Regions from separate parts of the Homo sapiens genome. Here region 2 is linked to region 1. The links are chromatin contacts, found by Hi-C or POLR2A ChIA-PET in ENCODE. All regions are on one chromosome and are shown on one strand. Each heading gives the region's core, a stretch centred on a gene start or an enhancer-like site at or near the end of the contact. The rest is flanking DNA. Distances are from core to core; before and after follow the strand shown. Region 1 overlaps KLF7 (KLF transcription factor 7). Region 2 has its middle 42 kb from the start of MIR1302-4.

The links. A loop is a pair of places that touch in the nucleus more often than their neighbours do. ChIA-PET counts read pairs that join two places held with the same protein, here RNA polymerase II (POLR2A). Pooled maps may share reads with other maps.
Region 2: a pooled map shows a loop between it and region 1 (8-fold over the local background). The contact joins two enhancer-like sites. A Hi-C loop is called at or near these places in 6 of 50 pooled maps. POLR2A ChIA-PET finds 5 or more read pairs at or near these places in 2 of 52 experiments (Panc1 and T-cell).

What each region holds. Positions count from the first base shown.
Region 1 is chr2:207,121,909-207,126,702 of GRCh38, reverse strand. KLF7 (KLF transcription factor 7) reads left to right here. Exons shown (of 4, transcript NM_003709.4): 2 at 2,299-2,929. Among named protein-coding and RNA genes, the nearest start is that of MIR2355, 14 kb to the right of the region's middle. Within about 2 kb of position 2,390, at least 2 of the 41 ENCODE cell types and tissues checked have a DNase peak (open chromatin) inside an H3K27ac peak, as active enhancers do.
Region 2 is chr2:207,308,893-207,313,686 of GRCh38, reverse strand. No RefSeq gene overlaps it. Among named protein-coding and RNA genes, the nearest start is that of MIR1302-4, 42 kb to the right of the region's middle. RefSeq lists an enhancer at 2,582-3,331. Within about 2 kb of position 2,111, at least 10 of the 41 ENCODE cell types and tissues checked have a DNase peak (open chromatin) inside an H3K27ac peak, as active enhancers do.

The DNA.
Region 1 (4,794 bases), core at 1,141-3,640:
GCCATCAGAGTAGCTGGGATAACAGGCACAAGCCACTGCGCCCGGCAAATTTTCTTTTAGTTTTTGTGGAGACAGGGTCTTGTGTTGCCCAGGCATACTGATTTTTACCTAAAACATATCTGTGTCTCAAAGATCTGGTACTGCTCTTTGGGCAAAGCTCAAGAAGCATTGCAATTGTATTCCCAGAGATATGTATTAGTGGTCATTTCCAAAATTGCCCCCTCAGCATGGTACAGGGTAGGGTTTCAAAGATGGCTATTGAAGAGTAGAAGAGGTAGAATGATCAAAGTAATAGTATAAAGTGGGCTTTGTCTTTGACAGACATTATGTACCTGTTAGGTGCCAGGCACTGTGCTTGGTAGGTGATGATTCAGAAAGGGAAGAAGAAATTTAAGGGAGGTTTCAGGAGTAGAATCTTATAATTCAGAAATCAATTGAATGGAGCCAAGACTGAGGGCTTCAATATTGGAGAGATGTAAGTGATAATTTCTAGCAATGAGATGGAATAAGGAAGGGGAAATTTTTGAGAAGTGGAGTTCAGAAAAGAAGCAAGTGAGGATAATTCATATTTCTAGACCTGAGAAGGTCATCATACTGGTTTCTAATGTAGAGTAGTGGGAAGCTACTGAGTCAGAGCTATTATTTAATCAATAAGTAAAACAGAATCAAAACTTACTTTTTCACTAAGCTTTCCTTGATTAATACTACATTAATAGAGTATAGAATTAGGTGTCCACTCAGCCCCTAAGAACTTATCAACACATTTTATACTATTTTTTGGTATCACATTTCTATGTGAGTTTATGTAATTTTTAGCTTGTGGTTGTTTATTCTATACCTGCATCATGTGGACCTACTGCTATATCTTCTCCATCTACCACATACAAAGCCTTGTACCTTGCTGTGAGCACAGTAGTTGCATGAACACTTGTGACATGAGTGTTGAATGAAGACTGGAACCATTCATTAGTTCTTACCATTGAAAATCAACAGTGAGACCCAAAGCTGATTCATAGTTAAAAATCTGATTTTCTTATTCAGTAATGCAGAGTTTTACCAGAAGTGTGATTAAAAACCAGTCTTTTGAAATGTCACCAAAATAAAATCCTTGACAGATACAACACTACTAGGTATATCATTAAAATATATTCTTAACAGAATAAATGCCTAGAATCAGAACATCAGTTGAAAACATAGGAGCTTTACGGGGGCAGTAAATTTGGAACTAGTCACATTTTAAATTTGCCATCAGTGGGTCTTTGTTGAATCCAGAAGATAGAGCAAATTGAGCTGATAGTGCAAGTTAGCAACATAGTTTTATACAAGATTCTGGAATTGTAGGATTTTTGAGTGAGGAGGGCTTTAGAACAAACTTCTTAAATATCGACTTTTGCCATAAAAGCACTCCCCCATCTTACAAAAACTTATGAGTGCCATGGATGAAGATTTGTTGAAACTAAACTTTTTTGTTCTTCTCCCCTGTTTCTTTATCGGGTGAAAATTTTATGTTGAAATATATTGGGTCCTATCTTTAAGTGGTCTAAATAGCTATGTTTGAATTTATTTTTATCATGTAGTCAGAGATGCTAAACCATTGAAATGGGATTTATGCCCCTTGCCACAAAGTAATATAGCATTGTATTTTAAATGACTTGCTATAAACAACAAGGGTTTTGTCTTGTGCCTCAAAAGTTTTATGGTAGACATTCTTTAGAACAGTATTCTTTCCTGCTGGTTATGGAATCCATCCCCAAGGCAGGGCTTGCTGTTGTTTGATTGTTACTGAGGTCACCTCTTAGTTTGAGTGAACATGGCTTGTTCTTCAGAGCAAGTGGGAAAACTGACTTACTTGTGTGATGTGCTCAAGTCTGTTTTGAATAATGAAGTTGGACTCTGGGAAGTCTTGTCTTAGTATGAAAACCTTATCTGTTTCTATTTGCTTCTTGCTTGCATGATAATTTCTAGAGGGGAAATTGGAGCATCTTACCTGCTGAATTGGATTGAGGGGCAAGAGATCATCATTTGATGTTCTCTGGAATCTCGAAGGTATGAGATAGTCCTTCTGGGGCTCTTGTTCTCCTTCAGCTAGAGTAATTGAAATCATCTGATGTGACCCTTATGAACCTTTCAGAGGTATTCAGAGAATAAATAACAAGGTCAGACCTTCTACTAAGGCATTTCTGATACAAGCCATGACACCATTCTCTCTGCACCTTCCCCCTCTGCCTGTCAACGTGTGGCCTCATGGTGTTCTGTGCCTCTGATGGCTGTTTCTCTCCCTCCTTCTTCCTCTTGCAGACATGCCTTGAATTGGAACGCTACCTACAGACGGAGCCCCGGAGGATCTCAGAGACCTTTGGTGAGGACTTGGACTGTTTCCTCCACGCTTCCCCTCCCCCGTGCATTGAGGAAAGCTTCCGTCGCTTAGACCCCCTGCTGCTCCCCGTGGAAGCGGCCATCTGTGAGAAGAGCTCGGCAGTGGACATCTTGCTCTCTCGGGACAAGTTGCTATCTGAGACCTGCCTCAGCCTCCAGCCGGCCAGCTCTTCTCTAGACAGCTACACAGCCGTCAACCAGGCCCAGCTCAACGCAGTGACCTCATTAACGCCCCCATCGTCCCCTGAGCTCAGCCGCCATCTGGTCAAAACCTCACAAACTCTCTCTGCCGTGGATGGCACGGTGACGTTGAAACTGGTGGCCAAGAAGGCTGCTCTCAGCTCCGTAAAGGTGGGAGGGGTCGCAACAGCTGCAGCAGCCGTGACGGCTGCGGGGGCCGTTAAGAGTGGACAGAGCGACAGTGACCAAGGAGGGCTGGGGGCTGAAGCATGTCCCGAAAACAAGAAGAGGGTTCACCGCTGTCAGTTTAACGGGTGCCGGAAAGTTTATACAAAAAGCTCCCACTTAAAGGCCCACCAGAGGACTCACACAGGTAGTGGTACAAGTTGGCCGCACGTGGTTTCTTCTTTCCCCTCCTGTAGCCTCGTCATGTGGGAGGGCTCCTCTTTGTTCTGAGGAGTGGCACCCCTGCTGATGAGGAGGTGATAGACAGGCGGGAGGCCCCAGGTAGGGACAAAGAATGACTCACTTGTTACCTTAAGATCTCAAGATGTCCCAAGCACAGACGGGTTTGTCCCTACAGTGCCAACCACAGCATAGAATCATACAATTCTGAGGATGGCTGAAGGGGGCCCTGGCAGTGACTCATAGCTGTTTGTGACACAGACACTTGTCGCTTTCCTGACACTTTGCATTGTTTTATGAGTGTAGCTCCACAGTTTTGATCAACACTGGGAGCTGAGGATGCATTTGAAAGCATTCACAGTTAAACAAGGTAGCTAGGGTGTCCCTATTCACTCTTTTCCCAGCATCCTGATTTTTCATCAAAGTCACCAACAGCAGGAGGGTTTCAGAGTTCATTAGATGTGATCATTCTATAATTAATTGGCATCTCCTCTTTTGCATTGTTCTCTGGCGCGTGCTTTATGGAGAGATGGCAGAATTGCTTTTTAATGAGCTTGTTACTGAGAAGTTGCTAAAGTGATTACATTGCTATGTGTGTGGCAAGAGCGGGTGGGGGAGGGATGGGGATTGTGTATTTTACTCAGGGCATCCTAGTAGCCCAGGAAGAGACACCATCCCTAAGTTCCAGTCATACTGATCTTTTGAGCAATGGGATAATTTGGAAAAGTGGGGTTTACACAGAAAAGCGTGAAACTCTTATTTTTCTTGGAACTGGTCTTTGTTCTCTGCTTTGAGATTGGAGCTTAGGGGTGGTGTCTCTTCCTGGGCTACTAGGATGCTAGTAGCAATTACTGTGATTGGTGGTTTTTAAGTGAGTCTCCAACAGTGTGCTACCTGTATGGTTTTTGCATACTGTTTGCACACTGCGAGCTGAATAGGGAAAATCCCCAAAGGTGTAAGTGGAAGTATAAAAGCATTCTTGGAGAGAAATCAGTGATAGCATATGAGCTAGGAAAAGTGTTTGGTGCTCTGGGGGGCCTTCTGGGCTGTGCCTCCAAAGAAGTGTGCAGGGGAGAGATTGCTGGCTGGAAAATCAGAACAACCTGGGCTTTAGTTCTAACTCTGCCACTATCCAGCTCTGTGACCTTGAGCCTGTTCCTTTACCTCACCAGGCCTCATTTTCCACATCTGTTGAACAATCTGGCTCTTAGGGCCCCTTTCAATTCTAGTGTTCTGGAGGTCCATGAACTGTTTTTGTGTAGTAGAGAAGAACTTTCCTGAAGTTCGAATATATAATATATGACAGAGGAAATCACTGTTATGAACCTTAGAGTTATTCCCATGGGAGGATGAAGACTGACATTGCTTCCTTGCACACCAGGACTTGGGCCTGTACTGCTCTAATTCTGAACTTAATTTCCTGTGTGGCTCTTGCTTGGTTCATGGGACGGTCTCCTAACATAATGTTTATATCCCGTGGCTCAGGCATAGAGACCCACTCATGGTTTCCCATCAGAATTTGGGTTCCAGTTCACCACTCCACATACACACACCAAGGCTAATGATTCATGCTATTGTCAGTTTTTGCTTCTTTGATATTGTTCTGAAGGTAGTTTTTATTGATACTTCTTTCTTTCTAAAGTCAATGAGTAAAGTTATGGCAAGACATTGGAAAGACATTGCAGTGCTCCCAGGCTGGAGTGCATGACTCATCTCCTGGCCCCTCCAGGAAACCGGAGAAGGCAGAAAAGGGCAAGAATGTTGTGTTGTCTTTGGGCTGTGGAGTTCATGATTATGGACACTTTCTGAATTATTGGCACTAAGGGCACATCC
Region 2 (4,794 bases), core at 862-3,361, 190 kb before region 1:
AGTTGCATTTCAAAGAAGACCAATAAAACAACATCACTTTTCATTGTTTGCAGCTTTATAGTTTCTAAACCACTTTCTCATGCTGTATCAAATCTATCTCGCATGCATCCTCTCTTCCTCGTGGGATTCTCTCATCTGCCTGAGAGTCTCTCATCCTTCCCTGTCCCCTGCTTGCGCTGAAGTTGCTTGTTCTGAAGTAGCTGTCACTTTTGAAGCCAAAGGGTTTTGGGTGGGGCTGCAGGGTTTCACCACTCATGGTCAATCTGGAGACTCTGTCTCTTCCAGACACTCCCAGGCTTGGGTGAAATGTCATACTAAAGGACAGAGGAGTTGATTTCAGGGGAGACTGGGGAGACATGGGTAAAGATAAGGCAATATGGAAGCGTGGGGCGGTAAAATCTCCAATGGGTGAATATTGACCAATGTTCTGTTCTCTCTTGATACATTGCTTCAGGGTAGAGTTTCTCCATGTAAGATGTCCTGTGTGGTCCAATGGATGCTCTTGTCAAGTGACCAATGTGTCCCTTTGTGGCTTCACACGAAGCAGTAGTCAATGTAGGAGCCCACCCGTGTTTTATTTCTTCTCATTCTTTCTGTTTTTTTTTCTTTCCCTTTTCCCTCATTCCCAATGCCTAGGGATTGTACCTCCTACTTAAAGCACCAGCACTTGATCCCTGCCTCAGGCTCTGTTTTCTAGGAAATTGAGTCTATACATATTTTATTTCAAACTCTTGCCAACATTTTGACTCAGGCAGGTATTTTTGTTGTTGTTGTTATTGATCATATTTTAGAGATGAAAAAGCTAAGGCCCAGAGAGTTTAAGCGACTAGCCCAAGACTACATTCATTCATTCATTACTTCATTTATTTAGCAGACATTTTTCAAACACTGTCTGTGTGCCAGGCACTGTTCTATGTGCTGGTGGTGACTAAGAGAGACAAGGTTATGCCTTCATGAAACTTAAATATGAATTGGTGGAGACAGATGGTACATAAGTAAATACATCAATCAACAAATTAGGGCAGTGGTAAATTATATTATTCTATTCTATACAACAGGGTTTTGTGTTAGAAAGTGGAGGGAAGGCAAGGAGAGCTAATTTATAATGTGATCAGGACAAGCATTTCTGAAGAGGTGACACATGAGCTGACGCCAGGGCTAGGTTAGAACTTCTAGAGGCTCTAAAAACTCATAGTTCCCCATCCCTGCTTGTGTATTGTAATTCGAATAGAAACAGTACCATGTTGTGTAATGAAGTCCAACATAGAAGGTGCCTGGTAAATATCTGCTAAATGAATGAATTAATGAACAAATGACAGATTCTTATTTTCCCCATGATGACTACTTGGATTTTAAAAATATATATCAAATTTCAAATTCTCCTCCCAACCCCCCAAAAAAACCTTTTTCTGGGAGAGTGTTCCCTATTGAGTAATGCAGTATTTGTTAAGGGTGAAATGATTAGCAGACTACAGACACTTTTAGGACATTGTAGGCAGAGGGAACAGCATGTACAAAGACAATGAAGTATGAACCAGCCTGAGTGACTTAAAGGAACAGAAAGATAGGCTGATGTGTCTGGGGAGTAGCAAGTGAGAGGGAGAGAGGTGTGAGATGGGGTAAGAGAGATGGCAAAAGCCAGATGATACAATCTTGAATTCCATGATGAGGGGTTAGGATTTTATTTTAAGGGCAATAGGGAGCCATAGGAAGATTTTTAGCAGGTGAGCGACATGATGAAAGTGATTGCTAAGTGGTAATTCTAAGTCTAGAACTCAAACCTCTGACTCCTGGACCTAAGTATTTCTATACTAAGCAGGTGTCAGAATTGGAACCAGGGGCTAAAGTCTGAGGCTCCCACTCCTGTGATAGAGTGAAGCCTAGCTTCATAGTCGTGTCTTGTAATATGAGGCCTTCAGATGACGCAACAATATGTCTCCAACTGTACCCTGTTTCCTGGCAATAGATAGTATGAGACAGACTCATGAAAGCACATCTGCTCAATTGGGCCTGTGTTGTTCCATCTATAGACTGGGACTGATGTAACCTCTCACCCATATAGGGAGGTGGTGGAGTGGTGACTCACAGGTCATCAGGACAGGAAGCATGTGATGTTGGGACTGCTGAGAATCACCAGTGGTTCTCATCAGTCTGAATACTCCAGTCGTCAGAACAGCAACATCTATCCTGTCATTAAAGAAGTGAACATTATGGAGAAAGTGCTTCATCCAGTGTAAGAGGGCTATGTGGTTATGTGCAGTAACAAGGGAAAGGCCAGCAGGAGTCTCATGGTTTTAAACATCATCCAGAAAAATGGCAGGGAAAGACTGGTAACCACCATCTGATGAGTAAAGTTTTATTCTGTTACTGTTTGTTGCTTTTGCCTGAAAAGGATGGAGGATTTTCTTAAATGGGACACCTTTGCGAAGAATTCTGAGATTCTCAATAAATGGGCACGTCAGTGCATATGTCGGGGGTCACTATTCTGAGGAGGATTCAGGACTTATCCATAGGCTTGAAGCTTTTCTCTCCCTTTCCCTCCCAACTTCCATTTTCTTAAAAGAGAACTCCAGTCTGGAGACACAAGCTCCTGTTTTCTCAGCGATGCCTCTCTCCAGGGAGGAGAGTGGGACCAGGCAGTTCTTGAGGCCTTTGGTAATTCATGCACCTTGTGCTTTTGCACCGTAAGTGCACGAATTCCCAACACTGACACAGCCATCCCCTTAACTCCCTAGCCTGTACCCCAGAGCAGCTGTGCTTTCTTCTGGCTCTGCAGATATCAATTCCTAAATAGGATGCCTTGAGGACATCAGAGAGACTGCCCCCTCCAGCTGATCACTTATGTGACATTTTGATGTTATTAATGTGTGTTCATCTGCTCCCTTCCTTCTCCCAAAAGGAGACAGGGAGAGAAACATTATTGAATAGAAATGCGGGGACCCACGGAGTGAGCATGCAGGAGGGGGAAGGGAGAGAGGAAATTTAAACTGGAGAGAGGTTGATGGAGCTGAGGGACGTGGAGAGGACTCCAAGGGGAGTGGGTAAACGACAGTTTGTGCATCACAAATCACACCTTCTCTCGAGTCCAACTGTTTCACCATCCTGCCCCCACCAGCCCGGCGCCTCTTAGCAATTCCCCGGCTGTCAGCTCTCTACCTGCTTGGCTCTGGCTGCTCTGCTCAGAGCTGCTCCCCTGGGCCTCCCTGGCTTGTCAGTGGGCTGCGTCAGCATCACGCCACACTGTCTCCCGTTGGCCCGGTGATCAACGCCTGACGGGCCGGCCCTCTCTCCCCTCTCAGCTGGGGCCAATGGGAGTCAGGGGAAGGTTTTGGTTACAAACGAAAATAAAATAAATAAGTCATACTCCTGCACTCAGGAGTCTGGGAAGAACGTCTTCATGGCCTCATAAATAATCTTTCCTTTTAAATCTGTCCTTCTTCTTCTAGATGTGCCTCCCACCCGCCCTCCACCCCGGCCCCCTTGGGCTGCCCCTTACAGTGCAGGGAATACAAAATGAGAGGCTTAGATTTAGACTTGGTGTTGGTAATAGCACCTCCCACAAAGGCATTTGTACCGTGTGTGTGTGTGTGTGTGTGTGTGTGTGTGTGTGTGTGTGTGTGCGCGCGCGCGCGCACGCAGGAGCACATGCACAGAAGCCAGCAAGATAGAATTCATGACAGTGTTATACTGATCCCACCCTGACTCATGGTCTTCTGACTTTTGCAACAAGTCACCCAGCCCCCTCCCAGGTTACCCCTCGACCCTGTCTTCCTACCCCAAAGCTCTCAGTTTATTTATTTCTTCCCATTACAGGGAAGCTTAAATGTGGGGATTAAATGGACTACCCTATTTTAAGATGCCTAGAAGTTTTTCTTAAAATCCATATCTATATCTCTCTTTATTGGACATTTAATTAAAGTTCATTCACTTTGAATCTTCTGCTTAAGACATTGTCCTCTTTTTCAAAACATATACCTTAAGGTAGGGGGTGTTATTAATCTCGTACCTTGAATGTGAATAAAAGTGCTTGAAAATTGGACCTCAGAGGGTCAGGAGAGATGGCCAGAACTCCTGAAGACCCCGTGGTTGTGGGGAGGAGGGGTGCATGCTAGAGAAAGTCTAGGGGGCTTTGCTGGATTGCCTAGGGTTGCCCAGGAGCTTTCCTAAGCATGATTCATCTTGGTCATCAGGCGGGTGTCCTCTGAGCAGATGCCGTGGTGGCATGAGGAGACAACCATGGGCACAGGGGCCAAAGAGTTAGAGGGGAGCTGGGGAGGAGAAGCATTGAGAAATTAATGCTCAGTGCACGAGAGGCCCCCAAAGTGGTCAGTTTTTTCTTGAAAAGTCTTCATTTTAGACCAGGGTGGGCAACCTTCCTTGGCCACTCCTCCCACACTCCCTTCCTTGCCTCACTCCAATGCACACTGCATGAAGAGAGTGGGAGTTTGCCCTCTATTGACTGCGTCCAGAGAGGGTCATCTGACCAGTCTTCTGGTCTGTTAAGGGGTCCAGGTGCCTGGTGTGCTACGTGAGGTTAAGAAGAAAGAAGAGAATGTGAAAAGATTAGATTTTTGGAAATGTTGCCCAACTTCTGCCAGATGGGAACATTGAAGGCACTACATGGCCATGGGCTTTCCTCTGAGAAATGCCAAGATGGAGCCATGTTGGTTCAGAAGGACAGACAGGCAAGATATCTGCTGCCATTTAATCATTATCTAGGAAGATTTCACAGTGTTCAGAGCCACACACATTTTTATCTCTTTGATCTCTTTCTAACTGCTTCCTCTGCATGGT